Regions from separate parts of the Homo sapiens genome. Here region 1 is linked to region 2. Evidence: chromatin loops called from intact Hi-C (ENCODE). Cell type or tissue: spleen. All regions are shown on one strand.

The links. A loop is a pair of places that touch in the nucleus more often than their neighbours do. Peaks named below come from ENCODE experiments on the same cell type or tissue, not always from the same donor. Only the 100,000 strongest peaks of a DNase experiment are listed, where the experiment ranks them.
Region 1: it touches region 2 in a loop (4-fold over the local background); 17 of 110 quality-filtered maps call a loop at or near these places.

What each region holds. Positions count from the first base shown.
Region 1 is chr4:163,673,770-163,676,269 of GRCh38, reverse strand. All of the region lies in intron 5 of MARCHF1 (membrane associated ring-CH-type finger 1), which reads left to right. All of the region lies in intron 1 of LOC107986325 (a long non-coding RNA gene), which reads right to left. Among named protein-coding and RNA genes, the nearest start is that of TMA16, 180 kb to the right of the region's middle. RefSeq lists enhancers at 1,717-1,766, 1,787-1,866. In spleen, no CTCF peak of the experiment used is centred here; no DNase peak of the experiment used is centred here; H3K27ac peaks cover 824 bases.
Region 2 is chr4:163,483,739-163,486,238 of GRCh38, reverse strand. No RefSeq gene overlaps it. Among named protein-coding and RNA genes, the nearest start is that of TMA16, 9.7 kb to the left of the region's middle. In spleen, a CTCF peak has its summit at 1,280 (motif pointing left); no DNase peak of the experiment used is centred here; H3K27ac peaks cover 465 bases.

The sequences.
Region 1 (2,500 bases), 190 kb before region 2:
TTCTCCTGCCTCAGCCTCCCTAGTACCTGGGATTACAGGTGCCTGCCACCACGCCCAGCTAATTTTTTTTTTTTTTTTTTTTTTGTATTTTTAGTAGAGATGGGGTTACACCATTTTGGTCAGGCTGTAGAACTCCTGACCTCAGGTGATCCACCCACCTCGGCCTCCCAAAGTGCTGAGATTTCAGACATGAACCACCACACCCGGCCAATCTTCTGATTTCTGACATAGATTGAGTAGAAATATAAACTAAATAATATCACATGAAGTAAAGTGTTGCTGAAAAACAAAATGTTGGCACAGAGAAATATTGGGAAAAATAGGCATCTTTGTTTGTTTGTTTGTATTAAATATAGCATGAATTGACAAGACTTCTCTAGGGAAGAGATATTTTAAAGAAAAATGTGTTTATTCCTTACAAAGGCACTAAACATGGTGAAAGCTGTTGTAGCAGGGAACAGTAAACTCCAAGATTCTAAGGCAAGAAGGAGCTTGGTGTCTTCCAAGCTGGTACCATGGAAGGCCAGTTTGGTGAAAATGTGATATACAAAGGGAGAGAGAGGAATGAAGTAAGATGGGAACAAATCATGACCAAATTTACTTAAGTTCACTAATTTACTAATATCTATCTACACAGTCCCTGTGATAAAACCACTACTTTAGCACAGACATATCCCTTTGTTATTGCCCAGTTCCAATTTTGTTAATATTTTCTAGAACTTAAGAACTTAATTTTCAGTTGCTACTAATGAACTTTCTAGTTTAATCGGGTCCTAGCAATTTTGTGCTTGTTCTTTCACTCTCTCTCTCCTCCACAATAAGTTGCTGAAGAATTTGGCTACCCCACGTTCCCCTGATATTTGTAGCGCCTTTGGGATTTGTTTATTTATTTTTCACTTACTTAAATACCTACTGCAAGGGTAATTTTATTATATGAGCTTAACAAAAATTCTGAAATCGTAAATGCCTAAGAATATTTTTATGCCTTCAAATTTGAGGAATTATCCAGCTGGATATTTTTCAATACTTTAACATTATTACTTCATTATTCTTACATCCTGCTACTACCAAAATGTTTGACAATCTGATTCTTGTTTTTATACAGATTTGCAATTTCCCTCAGAATGCATTTGGAATATTCTCATTGTCTTTGATATTATTAAATTTCATTAAATGTGCTAGGTAAGGGTTTTCCTTTTTCCTCTTATTTAGCATCCATCAACTCTTCTGACTTGAGGAGTCTTCTGTCTTTTGTTAAGTTTATCTTTATTAAATTTTGTGTATATTTTCTGTATCTTTAGAGCTATCATCTAGAAGATTTCTTCAACATTATCTTGCAAATTACTAATATATTCTTCAAGTATATCCAGGCTGGTATTTTTCCTTCTATTATGTTCTTTATTTCAACCATAACATATTAATGTCTAATATTACCAATTATCTGATTTAAGTTCCTGATTTCATATTGCTGCAATCTTAACCTTTCCTGCCTAAGCACAAATATACATATTATACTTATTTAAATTATAAGTCTAATTATTGTGCTTCAAATGTGTATATTGTTCAGTTTAACCCATAGTGGCATTAGTCAGGTATCTAGTGTCTGATTTGTGAGCCCCTGTTTCCCTGGAGGTATCAGCTACTCTGTGCAGTCACTGGCACTAGGGGTGGAGATAAGCACCAAGGCAGAAAACTCCAAACCCCACTATGGATAACCTCTGTTTGCTGCCACTCCCCCAGGCAAACTCATCGGTCCTTTTCACTTCCACTTTTAAGAAAGAGCTGGCTGAGGAGACTGTCTTTGATACTAATCTAATGGCCCAGGCGATTTAGAAAGGAAGAGGCTGCAAGCTCCAGGATGCCTGCTGCCGTTTGGTCAGCTCCACTTGTCTTCATCAACTTCTCAGCCCATCACATTTTTTTTCTTTTTTTAAAATTTGTATAAATTTATGGGGTACCAGTGAAGTTTTGTTACACGGGTAGATTGCATAGTGTTGAAGTCAGGGCTTTTAGGATATCCATCACCTGAATAACATACATTGTACACATTTTTGTTTCCTTGTTGTTTGCATTTTGCTTTGTTATGTTTTTATAGCCTTGATTGTTCATAAATAACTATCTTCCAGGTGTTGGTGGTTATTTTGATGCTGAAAGGGAAAGTAAGGATTGTCTGAAGGCAGTGAAGGAGAGGAGCTTAAAAGGATTTTAAAGATCACTAGGGGCCTCCTTCTACCACCTATCAGATTCACCAGTTCAAGGCCTGAGGAGTTGCCCAGGGTGGACCAAGTTGGGTTTTTGTTTGTTATTTCTGTTAACTCGTGGAATTCATATTCCTACTCCTTTCTTTGGTTTTTCCAAGTTTGATTTTGAAGGAGGTGGCTAGGAACCCATGCTAGTTTATCATCATAAAAGGACTGGCAGTTTTGATTTTGGGGTTTCTTTTTTTCCTCATGTTTCTTTGATTTGAAACAATACTGTTTGTATTCTCCAGCTCCAATTC
Region 2 (2,500 bases):
CAGTGTGAAAATGGACTAATATAGGTACCTAGTTTCTTTGAACCTGTAGCATCACATTAATTTACTGATGAAATCAGCTATACTGCTCTGTGTTGTCTATTAGGGAAGTGCTCAAAGACACATTCTCAACTGAATCCTTTTTTGAGAATTTGAGGAAAGCAGAAGGGTTAAGTTTCAGAGGAGAGAGCTCCAGGGACCAATAACCTCTGCTGACAGGAGTTGGAGGCCTGAACATTCCAGGGTACAATTCATCCTAGTCCTATTTCTATCAGCTCCTTATTAGCCTGGCCTTGTGCTCCTCTGGTAGTGCTTCACAACACTGGGAGGGCAGCAAAGCTTCCCAGGTGAAGTACGGGAGACAAGAGCTAAGATTATATATGACCTCCCCAGAGCCTCCCAAGCTTCCAGGGACATCCTCCTCCCCATGTGACTGCTGTGCTCTTCGGCTGCCTCCCTCCCTTCTAGTCACTAGTTCCCTTCTTCCCAGGGGTTTCTCACAGTCTTCATTTACTTCCAACAGCCAATTTCTTCCTGTTTCTGTAGTTTTCAAGGTTGATTTTGGAGACAGCTGTGCTAATTTATCATTTTTCTTATTTCTAGGAGTCCTGATTATACTTATAAAATTAGACTTTTGTCATATATAAATTAGTAATTTTTCTTTTGACCTGTTTGTGACTCTTCTTTTCTTTTTGGCTTGGGAAAAATCATAAAGTGCCTTTCAATAAGGAGCTAGTTGTTACAAAAATGAGTTAAAATGGCCCCTGGCCCTGTGTTGTTTACTTCTTCACAGCAGCCTGGGACTTCTTAACTCAAAAGCCGGCTACGGCCAAACTTAAATTTCTACACATCCAGTTGTTTTAAAATATAGCCCCCAAAAGCAGATTGTTAGCCATTTACAGCCTGCCTGCTTTGCACATCCTGAGAAACTGCACCCAACATCTGCTAACCATAGGTCCCATAGATTAGATAAACGCTGGGGCCACTGCTTCTCTCAGAGTTCTTTGCCCAGAGACTCCCACCATGCTGCTGAGTGACACCACCTAGACACATAACCCCCTCTAAATACTCTCCCTCAGATCTTCCTCTATGTCCCTTCTGGAAAGTCGCCTGTGCACCCTTGCCTTTGGAAGGTATCATGCTGTCACTGAGAAACTGCCCCTGTCCTCACCCCAACCCCCACCCTCACCCCCAGGCAAATCTGTCAATCTCTGCCCAAATAAACTGTGTGCTAGTGCCATCTGGTGGTCGTCCAAATCCCCTTTGTAACATATTTAACTCCTTACACAAGTTAAATTTGTTACAAAGAATTATCTGCCGCTGTTTTAAAGAAATGAGTTAGATTGATATGTACCTGTGTGGAAAAATGCTCTAAAATTGTTAGGTAGAAAAAAATGAGTTATAAAACAATGTGCAAAATAAATCCCATTTACAATAAAATGTGGAATGAAGACATATATATGCCCATTCATGCATAGAAAATATGTGGATGGAGTTACAATATGCTGTTTGTAATTTACGAGATTAGGATTGAGGTAGGGCGCTCAGGAAAGGACCTTTCATTGTATTCTTCTACAGTGTTTGAATTTTTCAAAACAGTGTATTTTTTAGCTTTTTTCCAATTAAAATGAGGAGGACTGGGGAAAGCTGAATTTAATGAGTACAGTGGCAATAATGCACCAATAAAGTGGTGCATTAGAGATATGCTGATGCAAACCAAAATATACAAGTTGATAATTGAGATTAGGCTGCAAGTGTTATTTCTCTTTTAAGAACAATGTTAATGAAAGGAAGCTTTGAAGTCGAAAGAAGGAAATTTTGGTTATTCTTGTTAAGATCATTTTATTAAATTTTGTTTTAGGATGCCTTGTCTTAACCACATCTACGTAGTAGCAGAATCAATAAAAACTGAGTTTGATAATGTTTTTGTTCTCTCATTGTCATATTTATAAGGCGTTATAAGTCACATATCTTTATGAATATATGAATATGTGATAGATTTTCCTAAAATGTATTGAGTTTTTTAGAGCAATGAATACTTTAGGTGAATCTTCATTGTTGTAGGTTGAATTGTGCCTCCCCCACCTCTCCCACTAAATTAATATGTTGAAGTCCTAACCCCCAGTACCTCAGAATGTGACCTTATTTGGGTCACAAAGAGCCTTACAGGGTCACTGTAGATATAATTACTTGAGGTCCTACTACAGAAGTGTAGGCCACTAATCCAATATGACTGGTGTCCTTATGAAAAGAAATTTGGACTCAGACATGTACACAGGGAGACTCCATGTAAATGTTGTGGTTATGCCGCTACAAGCCAAGTGTTATGGATTGAATTGTGTCCCCCCAAAAGATACATTGAAGTCCTAACCACTAGTATCTTAGAATGTGACCCTATCTGGAGATCTTTACAGAGGTAGTTTTAGGGTCTTTACAGAAAGGTAAAAATGAGGGTATTAGGGTGTACCCTAATCCAATATGGCAGATGTTCTTATGAAAAGGG